Regions from separate parts of the Mus musculus genome. Here region 2 is linked to region 1. Evidence: chromatin contacts called from ENCODE POLR2A ChIA-PET data. All regions are on one chromosome and are shown on one strand. The core of a region is the stretch at or near the end of the contact, and the rest is flanking DNA. Distances in the headings are between cores, read along the strand shown.

Region 1 (6,932 bases), core at 4,303-6,802:
GTTCTGTGCTTTGGTATTCATAAAAACCAATCACAATAGAAGTCAGTAGAACTGCTTTGTATAGTTAGCCACAATAAGCTTGGACGTGAACCAACCACCCAGCAGCACCTCCTGCACGTGCGTATGAGCCTTTATGCTATTTGTCAATATAAGAGAGAAACCTGCACCAATATAAGAAGCTATTTGGAAGAAAACTTCCATTTGAGTAGGGGTTGAGTAAAGCTTAAATTCCCAAGACCTCCCTGGGAACTAACATGCTACTTGGCAGAAAGAGAGGTGTACATGGGTAACTGACATCCGGGTTGGGAAGAGAAAGCAGGAATGTTTGGCAAGGCAAGTCCGCCACCACATCAAATAACCCAACAAATGGGAACAGGGTAAGTGCAAAACAAAGACATGTTCCTAAGGAAGGCCCCACTTCCTAAATCGTGATTGGTGGAATAACTTGGCACAAATGTTTGTAGATCTCAAGCATAAAAGGCCCTGTAGGATCTTAACTTGGGGTCATAGTTCAGCTTCCAAGTCTGGACAGTAGCCTGTTGAATCACTCCTGGGGTATATGTTCAATAAACTACCCTTATCTGTCTGAGATCAGTAGCCTGTTGAATCACTCCTGGGGTATATGTTCAGTAAACTACCCTTGTCTGTCTGAGATCAGTGTCTGTGTGGTTTGTGAGGTAACTCCTAGACCCCAACACTTTTGGTTTTAACTCTTTAAAACTTTTCTTAAAGTATAAATATCTCAAAATCTATAATGTTATTATGTATATGTAAACTTCCTGTCATGATACTAATAGTCAGAACAGTCATGATTCTAGAAATAAGTTTCATCTAGTTTCCTGTATATGTTTTCAGTTTGGGTTTGAAGCAGGTGACAATTTAGGAGCAAAGTTTGAGTATTTTGGACATGATTAATAGATTGTGCCTCAAACGTTTTGGAGATCTGAAAGGTTTTGAATGTTTATGTTTTCTACAATAAACCGTGACCATTCCTAACACTAACCGTTGAGATCCCCAAGAATTAACGGGGCCCTGCAGTGAGTAATCCACCAGGATTGTGGAAACCACTGGAAAAAGCTGCCTCATGCCTCTTCTGCCGATAGGTTCTGCACAAACAGCAGGCACCTTTGGGCTGACGGCTGTGTTCTGCTTAGCCATGATTGACACCACTCAAAGACCAGGTTCAGACTACAAACTGCTCAGGACATTTAAATTGCTGAGTTCATAGGAAAATGACATGGGCACTGTACATAACTTTGAACTCAAAATACTTAACCCTAAAACTGCCAAATACAATCAAGATGGCCACTGTGGGAAGCTTGGTAGGAATAGCTTCATTATTGTAAATACTGGGCTAGAGTTAAAATTTTTCCTTTTTATTTAAACAAAAAGAGGAAATGTCTCAGGCTATTTGATCACATTGTAAACCACAAGACTGAGTGATTTACTGGGAAAACAAACAAACAAACAAACAAACAAACAAAAACCAAACCTCTTTCTAGTTGTTGTATGGCTCATTCCTAGCACACACTTTTAATTCAAGAGCTTTCTGCTTGAATACTGTATACAGGAGCAAATAAAGCCAACAATAGGTCAAGAGCAGGAGCAAGCGACCAGTGACAGCAAGTGAACATAGAGAAAACCAAAGAGAGTAAGAGGAAGTCAGGAAGACAGACAGACACACAGGAAGTGGAAGGGAGGGACATTCAGTTTGAGGGAGTTTTAGGTGGTATGGAAAAGAAGGCTTCTGCCTTTTGGGACTTCTGGCTGAGGAGGAAGGTCAGCTGGGTGCACTCTCTGCCTCTCTGAGCTAGCAGGCTTTCACCCCAGCATCTAGTTCCTTAGTCTTCATTGGTAAAATTGAACGATTGACATTTTGTTAAAACAACACCATGCCAGCTGCAGGATTCCTGAACCAGCCACGATTATTAAAATGATCCTCTCTTCCACCCTGAAACTAAGATTTCTTGAAGAGGAAACAAAAGGGCGGGCCTTCAGTGAATTAATACCAGAGTCCTTGCGTTTAAGAACTTAAAACTCTTTGGCAACATGTCTTTCATGAATGTCCCCTTTACCCCCTGCCAGCTCACTCCTTGTGAGCTGACTCATGTCACTTAGACAGTGTATAGGGGGAACAGAGAGGCTACCTTTGCATAAATGCCTGGGGCCACCCAGCTGAAAAGGCATCTTCTGCAGGAGGACCTAATTGAAGACTGCCTGAGAGACCAAGGATTGCTATGCAGACAATGCCAGCCAGTCAGAAAGCGCTGTTTAGAAGAGATGCTTTCTTGGGACCAATGGGGTACGGGTGGAGGGTATTAAAGGAGCTTGCAGCTGCGTTAGTCTCACCTCCTTCTGGACTCTGTGACTACTATTCTGAGCCACCTCACCTCCAACCCCCAAGGGCAGGTAGGGTGGGCCAGGACACAGGCAACAGCAATGTAGGGACTTTTAACTTTCATTACATTTACATTCAGGGTTCCTCTTATGCAGAATGAAAAGAAAAAGCCAGAGACCTGCTGTGCAGGTCACCAGAGCACAGTGAAGGTCTTCCAGGAGTCCCTGCAAAGGCAGAAGTCTGGCCTTTCACGGGGCTGTTCTCTCTAGTGGCTTCTCATGCCTCTCAAACAGCTCCTTGCTCTCTGCTTCTATCCATATAGCAAGTAGCAGTGAAGCTTGCTTGCCCGAGCTGGACACACGCTTCACTAGAGAGGGACACAAAGCTGACATGGTTTTTTTTGGTTTGCTAGTTTGCAGGGGAGGGGTCAAAAGATGGAACGAACAGGGACTAAGAAAATGGTCAATGAATGGCCCAACTTGAGACCCATCCCATGGGAAAAAAACCAATCTCTGACACTATTAATGATAATCTGTGATGCTTGCAGACAGGAACCTAGCATGACTGTCCTCTGAGAGGCTCCACCCAGCAGCTGACTGAAACAGATGCAGAGACCCACAGCCAAACATTAGGCAGAGCATGTAAAGTCTTATAGAAGAGTTGGAGGAAGGATTGAAGAACCCAGGGAGTATAAGAACTCCACAAGAAGACCAACAGAGACAACTATCCTGGACCCTTGCATGCTCTCAGAGACGGAACCACCAACCAAAGAGCATACAGCTTGTTCTTTGTGCGGGTCCCCTAACTGGAGTGGGAACTGTCCCTAAATCTGTTTCCTGTCTATGGATCTCATTCCCCTAACTGGGCTGTCTTAGTGGGAGAGAATGTTCCTAGCCCAGCAGTGAGTGACTTCAGGTGCCAGGGTGGGTTGGTACCCCCGGGTGAGGGACTAGGATGGGGGTGCTATGGTCAGGATATAAAGTGAATGAATGAATGAATAAACAAACAAATAAATATAAAGTGAATGAATGAATAAACGAAGAAACATGTAAATGGAAAACATAAAATCAAAGTATTTCTAGGGTGTTCACAGAACATTTGGTCCCAGGACTCAGTTCGAGGAACCTGGAGGTCCAGCATTGCTAACAGTGGGACTGAAAGAGGTAAGGTGAGCTTCGGGTAAAAAAGGACTTATTTAGTCTTCAAAATCAGTGCAGCACAAAGTTGTGTGCTTGTTAAGAACCCTGCTGTTTGGAAGCAGGAGAGGGAGGATGAGGGGGAGGAGGGAGGAGACCTCAGACTCAACATGGCTGCTGTCTTGCTTTAGACTCTTAGCATCATTTATAAAGCTGTACCCTGGCTCCTGACCACACCTCCAGCCCTAGCAATCTATTCCCATCATATGTAAACAAACATTCTTCTGCTCCAGGACCTTTGCACCTGGATATCTCTACCTGAAATTCCTTTCACATATATGTGTGTGTGTGTGTATTTGTATACACATATACATATGTGAGTGTTTGTGTGTGTGCATTTGTATACATATATGTCTATATGTGGTTTGTGTGTATGTGTCTGTGTGCACGCGCTTGACTGGGTCCTACTTCATCCCAGACACTGCTCCAATGCCCCCTGATCTGAAAGGTCAACGCATCCCCTCCATCCACCCCATCAGTTTCTGCTCATCACTCCGTTTTCATGCCAGCACCTGCCGCTGCTTGACACCACACTCTCTCCATTTATTTATATGCCTGTTGGCTGTTTCCCCAGCAGTGTAGCAGTGTCAACCCCTCACCAGCAGGGGTCGCATCCTTTCTGTGGTTTGCTATATCCCATAAGCTTAAACATAGCTTAGTATCTGTTAGGATGTTCATGAAAACACACAATGGATATTCATGATTGCTCTTTTCGCAATAAGTAGTGTTGGCCTGTTAGTAGCCTTGGAGTCTGCCTCCAAGAGGCAGTGAGGCTCCAGTGAGCGGCAATGGATTCCGTTCGTTTAGTAAGGACAGAATACACTCCAGCTTTTTCTGTTATGCAAAAGGAAACGGAAGGAACAGGGCAGCCATTTCACCCATTATTCTAGTTCACCTTCATGGTAGTCCTGTGGGGAGATGGGGGGACAGCTAATGGGTTTCATCTATTTAAGGATCCATCTATCCCGCTTCAGGGCCATGAAGCAGGGACTCATAAAGGTTTTTTTTTTTTTTAAATGGGGGCTTCTATGATTTGGGAGACCCTGTTCTTCAAGGAAGAAAACACATTACAAAACTACAGCAGTGTGACTCAACTTCATAGCCTCCGAAGAGTCCTCACACAGGAAAGGTCTGGTTGGCGCTAAACCTTCCTTGGCTTCCAGTTGGTCAGCCAGTGCCAGCTAGAACAAGGGCTCTGGCTGTCCCTAGCCAGACACAGGGAACACAGCGGGATCCAAAGGGCGGAACTGACATTGTGGACAGCAGCTCTCCACCCCCCACTCAAAGTGCTATCAGTTTACACAGAGAACACTCCAGATGAGCTGGGCCACTGCCCAGACGGCTGCTTTAAACGATGCCCAGAGGCTTTGCTGTCCCCAAGCAACAGGATTTGCCTGGAGCCGCCATAAAAGTCTTCAGAGCCAAGGCACACACACAAATAAAACAAAATGCCACACTCGGCAGGAGCCCCTGATTCTGGCAAGCTGTGCTGTGCCAGGAACTTGCTTTGGCTTCACCAAGTTGAAAAATCACAGAGTAGCTAGAACCAGTGCACCTCTGTGGCCCTGTTAAAGCTGGGTATTGCTCACCCAGACAAGCAGAGACTTGAGGCTACTTATTTAATTGTGCTGGAAGATCTTATCAGCCGGAGGCTTTAAGGGAGGGAAGGTCTGGATGCTCCCCGTCCGGAAGGGAGAGGCCCTGGGATTCAGACATTCTGAAATTCTTAGTCTTCCATGCGCTGGTCGTGATGCGAAAGGTCTGAAAAATAATCTGATCTCCTTTGAGTTTTATAATGCAGATTCCTATGCTGAGGACCCAATGAGACCCCATGCTAAGGTTTCAGCGAAAGCAGGGCGCAGGCTGGGATAGGGCCCAGAACTGGGGTCCGGGGTGGTGCAGGAGTCTGCCTACCCGCGGGCTCTCACCTTCTGGCCATTCACGTAGAAGAGCAGCTGAATGGGGTCCATGACTCCGAGGTCCCTAGCAGGTCCCTAGCAGCGCCAGTCCTTGCAGAGAATAAATTGCCCGAGGCTACAGGGCGGGGCTTGTCTGTGCTTCTAAGTCTCCACCCTCCCAGAAAGTTTTGGAAGAGCCAATGCTGCAGAGGTCCTAAAGGGAAAACTCTCCTGACACTACAGAGTGTGCCAGCGTGGGAGACAAGCTGAAATCTTTGGGTTTTGGCATCGATGGGAGAGAGGGGTAGCTGGGCGGCCAGCCTCAGGAAGTCCTGAGTCATTGCTCTAGTATCTGTGCCAATGCTTGCTTATTGAAGTGGTTTCCAGAATCCTCTCGTTTGTTTAGGGGGAAGGCAGCCTGGCTGTACTGCTGAGTCACTTCCCAAGAGTCCTGCGCCCTTAACCTCACTTTTTGGCTTTCTTTATATTTTAGAATCCACTTTATAAAACCTGGCAAGTCTCAAATGAGACCAAATTATTTTCCAGGCCTTAGTATATCTCCCTAGGTTATTTTATTCATGCAATACAACATCCCCACCCCTCAATACCCATTCACACAGGGTTTCTCTGGGTAACAGCCTGGCTGTCTTGGAACTCTTCTTTGTAGACCAGGCTGGCCTCGAAATCACAGATCTCCACCTGCCTCTGCCCCTTGAGTGCTGAGATTAAAGGTATGCACCACTACACAACATTTTTATTGTGAAAACTTCCCGTTTGTAGGTAGAGGAGAAGAAACCACATCTCAGCAATTCCAGGAGTGGTTAACAGTAAGTGGCTAACACCTCCTTGCTTCCCAAGGATCTTAAGCACATTTCAGACAGTGTTTTACCAGTAGACAGAAAACGTGTGTGTATGTGTGTGTGTGTGTGTGTGTGTGTGTGTGTGTGTGTGTGTGTGTGTGTGTGTAAGCATCACTATAAAGCTATGGCTAGTTTGGAATTTACTGGCTTTGAACTGACAGCTTCTATCAGCTTCTGCCTCTTCCTGAGTGCTGGAATCAAAGGTGTGTGTGAGCCTCCATATCTGTCAAACATTTTCTTTTTTGAAAAATACTTTATGTTTGACAGGATCTGGGGAAATGGCTCAGAGGTTAAGAGCTTCCAGGACCCAGGACTAGAACAAACCTGTTTTCTTTATAAAGTATCCAGTTTGGGGCATTCTGCTTTAGCAATAGTGAAGAGATTAAAAGATTAGATGAACAGATTAAAAGCTAGAATTCTTTTACTCTCCTGATGCCAATAATCTCCATTCTAAAATCTTACTAACTAGAGATGGCTCAGTGGCTCAGAGCATTTGTTTCTAACAGATTCAATTCCTAACATTCACAGTCTTCTGAAACTCCAGTTCCAGGGAATCTCATTTCCTTCTTCTAATGATCCAGGGCCCCTGGCATATGCACATGTACACATCTACTCCCCCCCCCACCCACACACACCTACA
Region 2 (7,374 bases), core at 1,510-4,009, 34 kb after region 1:
AGCCAACATGGGCATAAACCATTGAGATAATTTTTGGGAACAATAAAAGTTTATCCTAGGAAGTTTCCCATCTTCATGGGTTTTTATTTATTTATGTTGTTTTTGTTTTTGTTGTCTGCTTGCCTTCCTAACGCCTTATTGCCAGGATTCATAAAATCTCATTTCCAAAGTGCATAGTGCTTTCTTGGTGAACTCTGGCCTATATAAAATCATGTACTACCACACCTGATCTTGGCCAAGCACGTCTACGTGACTTATCACCTGACTGCCACAGAATGAATGCAAAGCAAATCTTTTACTCTCTGTAGCTCTTTTCTTGAGAAACCACATTGGTATTGTCTTTGCATGAGAAGAGGTAGCTGCCTGGGGGCAGGCCAAGGGCAGATTGCAAAACCATTCAGCAGAATAGCTGAGAGCCACAGAGAGGAAAGAGCAAACAGAAAAAGTACCAGCTAACAAAGTAGTCATTTTAGTAGTTTTCTATATTTGCTAAAATAAGGTAGGTACTTACTTAATATTTTTGCTTTGATCTTTGAAGCAAGAGAAACATTCAAATTTGTCTTTGCAATTCTGCCCTTCACTCGTCTCTGAATTCCAGAGGTAACAGTGTCAACTTTTATCCCTGGGTACTCCATTTCTGAAGTGAAAGGAAAAGAAAAGATGGGGTGGGGTGGGAGACCAGCATAGTACTGAGTGATAAGAGAAAAAAACTGGTAACGATCCATTCCAAAGCCCAACCACCATGACTTACAATACACTGTCGACATAATGTATTTGCAAAGCCCTTTACATAAAGATCTTAAAATACGAACTTAGAGAATCAGGAGAATTAGTGAATTCCAAAAAGGTAAATACTTTTGTTTTTCTATTCAAACCTATATTATATCACCATGCCTAGTGGACACAATGGGCTACCAGCAGAAGACAGGATAGGGTCCCTGCTGTCATGGAAAGAAAAGTCCAGTGTGACACAGACACTGTTGTTACTATGCAAAAGTATAACCTTAGATAGGCAAGTGGACCTTCATGGAAGCACAAAAGAAATGACTCACTCAAGGGGCGGAAGAGGGCTTGGAAAGAGAGGAAATTACAAGCTTAAGTCTAGATTTATGGTCTACACTGGTTAACAATGTAATAGAATTGGAAATAAATAATTAGTATGACAAGAACAATGACTTTAACACACAAGACATTAAAGAAGTGCTAATGCTAACTGGGCAGAGAAAACAGATCAGAAAAAGCTTCACTGAGGTGCAGGTGGCGATGCTGGGCTATGTGCTCGAATGGGGTCAACGCCCCAAACCTATATTCCCGCCACAAGCCACTCTGCTCCTTGCTCTGAGTCCACAGAACAATCTCAGTGTTCCTTTTATGTCCATCACAAAAATCCCTAGATTCCACAAGATTCCTCATTATCTTTACCTTCCTCACCCTAACTGCCCTCCAACTCTTCCCAACCCGGAAGCGGTCCTATAGTAGGCTACAAAGTGACCTAGTCAGGTACCTGCAATTCTCAATCTATACATAGTCTGCAGATCTAGTATAAGGATCCAATGAAAAGATTCTTATTTATCTAGGCATCCCTAACGCCATCACAAACATCTTCACGGAGAAGAGCAGAGATTAGGGTAATGCTGACAGGCAGAAGTTTCTATTAAATGTGTTTTCTGCTGAACTCTTAGTGCCTGGCACATAGCAGCTCCTTGGATAAACATTTCTAATAGAAATATATATGAACACATGAAAGAACTTCTCAGTAGAAAAAAAATCTGCCCAATGTTGAAATGGTCATGTTTGAAAGCATTGAGCAGATGTGGAAAGCTGTTAAGCAAATGACCGAGAAGATGGTTGGGGGCGGGGGGCGAATTTCTGCAACGGGGAGGAAGTTCACTAGGAACGTTTCAACAGTAAAGTTCAACTGTTCTAAAGTTTCGCCCCCCCCCCCCACCAAAAACAAACAAACAAACCATAAAACCGCAGGGAAGCTGGTAGGCTAATTGCAGGTTTTCACCTCACAATCTGAGCAGGGAAACAAGGAGGCTAGCTGCAGATCTTCAACTTTCCCTCCAGTCCAATCCCCCGTCTCATCCACAGCCCTGTGGCAGACCTTCTACTGTGACCTCTTCTCATTCTTTGATCCCACTTCTGAGGGGGGCGGGAATAAACAGATCCTGATGACACACCCTGCTTTCCTCCCTCCTGTGGACCCCCATGCCACGCCCTAGCATATAGCACATCTCCATTTCTAAGTGTCAGCTCCCAATACCCAGATCCCGGCCAAGCTATTAGTTCTCTGTTCGAAACAAGCCTGGCAGAAGCCCTACCCTGGAGATGCGTGTAGGTGCATCCTTACCTACACGAAAGCAGCCGTTTCAGACCTGGTCACAAGGACCTAGATCCCTTTCCCTCCAGGTACTGACCTGAAAACTAGTGGCGACCCCTCGCCCAGCTGGGAGCTCAAAGTCAGAACAGAGGTTACCGCCCCGATCCGAAGGCGGCTCCGCGTCCCGGCTCCGCGTCCCGGCCCTGCAAGCCGACGCGCGGCGGCGAGGACTGAGGCGCCAGGAGTGGCTACCGAGAAGGGTTCCGGCTTCGCAGGCCTTGCTGGCCGCGCTGGCCTCGTCCACGCCTACCAGCGACCCCTTCAGCTGTGGGTGCCCACACTTGCCAGGGAAGCGCGACAATCCGCGAAGACCAGGATTCAGGTTTAAACTGCGCGGCAGTTAGCGTTTATGCTCCAGCCAATCAGATTCCGAGAAGGCGGCGCAAAGATGCGCTGCCACCCGGAAGTGGAAGACGGAAGGGGCGGGACGTACTGGAGAGGGTCGAGTGGGCGTGGCTGGGTGAGCCGGGCGGGCTGCAGCGAGCGTGAAAAGGTTCTCCTTGCCTCTCTGAGCTTCTGGTAGCCATTTCCACCAGCCCTGACAGAGAGGGCCATTCACCACGGATAAAGGGACACTCTGAGGGTTGGCAGGCACCTCTAGTCCTTCGCAGGGCTTTGTGTTGTTCACTGTGTGATTATTTGTCTGCATCCAGTTTCTGCATTCTTGCCTTCCAATTGTGATCCTTGCTTCTTTACACTTCACTTAAAAGCCTTTCTCAATTTTGCACTTGGAAGTGCTGCAATGATACTCCATTTTAGCAGAGTACACAGAGTGGCATTTTAAACTATTTCAACTATATTTTAAAATGTGTTAGTCTTATTTTTCAAGTCAGTTTGGTTCTTTTTACAAAAGGTTAATAATAATATATATATGTAGAATTTCGAGAAACGATATTTTAAAAAACTGCTCTGTTCCATCATATTAAAAATACAAATAGAAGCCAGGCAGTGATGGTGCATACCTTTAATACCAGCACTTGGGAACCTTTAATACCAGCACTTGGGAGGCAGAGGCAGGCAAATTTCTGAGTTCGAGGCCAGTCTTGTCTACAGAGTGAGTTCCAGGACAGCCAGGGCTACACAGAGAAACCCTGTCTTGAAAAACCTAAATAAATAAATAAATACTACAAATATGGCATTTAGAGGTCATGAGCATTTGTTGCAAAGGACCCAGGTTTAGTTATCAGCACTCACATGGTGGCTCACAGCCATCTGTAACTCCAATTCTGGGGAATCTTATGTCCTCTTCTGGCCTCTGCAGGCACCAGATATGCATATGGTGTACATACATACATGCATGCGTACATTCGGGCAAAATATACATATAAAATAATAAATCTTTTAAAAAGAACCTTGTCATCCCTAGGTGGGGCAGTCTCTGGATGGCCTTTCCTTCATTCTCTGCTCCACACTTTGCCTCTGTATTTCCTCCTGTGAGTAGCCTGTTTCCCCTGCTAAGAAGCACTGGAGCACTTTGGTCTTCCTTCTTCTTGAGCTTCATGTGGTCTGTGAATTGTATCTTGGGTATTCTGAGCTTCTGGGCTAATATCTACTTGTCAGTGAGTGTGTACCATGTGTGATCTTTTGTGACTGGGTTACCTCACTCAGGTTTTCTAGTTCCATCCATTTGTCTAAGAATTTCATGAAGTCATTGTTTTTAAATAGCTGAGTAGTGCTCTGTTGTAGAAATGTACCACATTTTCTGTTCCTCGGTTGAAAGACATCTGGGTTCTTTCCAGCTTCTGGCTATTATTATATTATGATATACATTATAATATTACATATAATATATCATAATATTATACATATGTGTGTACAGATATATCATAATATATATATATGAACATAGTGGAGCATCTTATGTGTTAGAGCATCTTCTGGGTATATACCCAGGAGTGGTATAGCTGGGTCTTCAGGTAGTACTATGTCCAATTTTCTGAGGAACTGCCAGACTGATTTCCAAAGTGCTTGTACCAGCTCGCAATCCTACCAACAAGGAGAAGTGTTCCTCTTTCTCCACATCCTCACCAGCATCTGCTGTCACCTGAGTTTTTAATCTTAGCCATTCTGACTGCTGTGGGGTGGAACCTTAGGGTTGTTTTGATTTGCATTTCCCTGATGACTAAGGATGTTGAACATTTCTTTAGGTGCTTCTCACCCATTCGTTATTCCTCAGTTGAGAATTTTTTGTTTAGTTCTCTGGAGTCTAACTTCTTGAGTTCTTTGTACATATTGGATATTAGCCCTCTATTGGATGTAGGGTTGGTAAAGATCTTTTCCCAATCTGTTGGTTGCCATTTTGACCTATTGACAATGTCCTTTGCCTCACAGAAGCTTTGCAATTTTTTTCTTTTTTTTCCCCCCCAAGACAGGCTTTCTCTGTATAGCCCTGGCTGTCCTGAAGCTCACTCAGTAGACAAGGCTGGCCTCGAACTCAGAAATCTGCTTGCCTCTGCCTCCCAAGTGCTGGGATTAAAGGCGTTTGCCACCACTGCCTGGCTGAAGCTTTACAATTTTATGAGTCCCATTTGTCTATAGTTGATCTTAGAGCATAAGCCATTGGTGTTCTGCTCAGGAAAACTTCCCCTGTACCCATGTGTTCAAGGCTCTTCCCCACTTTTTCTTTTAGTAGACACCAGATTTAGTGTATCTGGTGTCATATGGAGGTGTGGAGGTCCTTGATCCATTTGGACTTGAGCTTTGTACAAGGAGACAAGAATGAATTGATTTGCATTCTTCTACATGCTGTCTGCCAGTTGAACCAGCACAATTTGTTGAAAATGCTGTCTTTTTCCCACTGGATGGTTTTAGCTTGTTTGTCAAAGATCAAGTGACCATAGGTGTGTGGGCTCATTTCTGGGTTTTCAATTCTATTCCATTGATCTACCTGCCTGTCTCTATACCAATACCATGCAGTTTTTATCTCTATTGCTCTGTAATACAGCTTGTCCTTCTTCCCTTTTTAAAACAATAAAGCATAAATAGCCATCAGTGTGAAAACAGGTCAACATCCTTAGACATCAGGGGAAAATAAATTAAAACTGCATTAAGATTACATCTTATCCCAGACAAATGGCTATCATTTAAAAAAAAAACTGATGAAAATAAACAAATCCTTATACATTGCTCATAGAAATGCAAATTAATCCAAACTGGAAAAGAGAAATTCATATGACTCAGAAGCTATACCACTTCTGGTTATATGCCCTAAGAACCCTAATGTTTAGTAGTTAAACTAACCAGTATTTAGTTTACCTAACCTAATTCATCAAATATTCAGTACATGTTATATGTTTCTTTTTTTCGTACTCCTTGTAATTACAAATTGACTAAGGTCACAGAGCTATTGAGAGCCACATCTGGAGTCCAAAACCAAATATGCATGACCTCATGTGGGTCTCACACTAACCATAGAGCCTGCATTGCTTTTCAAAACCAGAAATGACTCCTCTTCCTATGCCAGTCCATCTCCTTTTGGCCATCACTTCCACATACTTGCCTGAAGGCTTACACTTGATTAAGCAGCACACTTTCATTTCACTGAAAACTTTACCCTTGTTTAAATATTAAAAGTTTGGGGTATCATGACTAGCATAGTTTTTAGATGTCCTACTCTTTAGTCAAGGCTAGCCGAGACTCACTATGTAGCTCCAAAAAGCTCTCAATTTTGTAGCAACTCTTCTGCTTCAGCCTTCCATGAGCTGGGATCACAGGGTGAGCTACCACCCATGAGAACTCCTGTAACCATGTGGACTGGTTCAGCCTTGGATGGGGCCATGCTAATCTCGTATCCTTCCAGTGTTAATACATGTGCTGCCGAGGTGAGCACCACTACACGCTCTTAAATGACAGTGGCCCTAGCACCACCATTTACTGGTCACTTAACTTTGACCAAGGCGTTTTATCTCTGTTTTGTTTCCTCCTTTATTAAATAGAGGCTGATGAAGATGGTTCTGATGAACAGATTCCTTTGTTTGGATATTACTTTCTTCTGTGATGGCTAACATTATATTTAAAGTTTAAGCTTACTGTGCTTGAGAAAGCAAAAAGCAAAAATGCCTCAACTATGTAAACCCCTAGCTTGAACACGGCTTACTCTGTCAACTTACCTCCCCTTTCCCCCAGATGTTGAAGACTATTCTTAAATTGATTGATGTTGTGTTTTGGGATCAGTCATAAGTCAAAGACCAGGTAGGTCAATGTAGATGATAAAAGTTTATTGTAATCAAGCTGTTACTGATCAGGCCACAGAACAGACTCAGGAGCCAAAACGCAGTACTGAAGGGCGTAGCACAGCATATTTAAAGCATAAAACCATAAAGTAAGGGGAGCAGGGTGGGCTTTAGCAATCCAATCATATTTTGACATAGGGGTTGAGCAAGGGAGTTCCATCAATCAGGATACGGTGTGGTTCTTGGGTCTGGGAACATGAACTTAGTTTGACTCTGCTAGTAAGATGGAGTTGTCCTGGAGATGGCTGGACGCAGACAACTGTCTTCTTACAACAGAAGCTGTTTGGCTATTGGGAAGTCCCCAGCTCCCCCCAAGACCTGGGACCCTTGACCTTAGTTTCTCCCTAGGATTAAATGGAGTCTGAAAACAAAATGGTAGCACTGTTTGTTTGTTTGTCTGTTTGTTTGTTTGTTTGTTTGAGACAGGGTTTCTCTGTGTAGTCCTGAGCTGTTCTGGAACTCACTCTGTAGACTAGGCTGGCCTTGAACTCAGAAATCCGCCTGCCTCTGCCTCCCAAGTGCTGGGATTAAAGACGTGTGCCACCACTGCCCAGCTTAAAATGGTAGTACTTAAAACAAGTTTGTTTGGCTTGTTCCCAACACTCTTGATATTTGCTGTACTTGCAAGATAATAATGGATCATAAGACTAACTGCTATTTCTGCTTTCATAACCAAACTTGGTTGCTCTTCTCAAAAGATAACTAGAATAACTGTGAGCCATGTTATGAGTCTCAGGTTGTTCAGAGAGTCACCAGTTT

What was found. ChIA-PET counts read pairs that join two places held with the same protein, here RNA polymerase II (POLR2A).
Region 2: POLR2A ChIA-PET joins it to region 1 with 56 read pairs in Patski. The contact joins the promoter of Sgo2a here to the promoter of Aox1 in region 1. POLR2A ChIA-PET finds 5 or more read pairs at or near these places in 3 of 5 experiments (Patski and embryonic stem cell).

What each region holds. Positions count from the first base shown.
Region 1 is chr1:58,028,589-58,035,520 of GRCm38, reverse strand. It overlaps Aox1 (aldehyde oxidase 1), which reads right to left and starts at 5,552. Exons shown (of 35, transcript NM_009676.2): 1 at 5,463-5,552. The coding sequence starts at 5,504.
Region 2 is chr1:57,991,359-57,998,732 of GRCm38, reverse strand. It overlaps Sgo2a (shugoshin 2A), which reads right to left and starts at 2,759. Exons shown (of 9, transcript NM_199007.2): 1 at 2,421-2,759; 2 at 512-637. The coding sequence starts at 635.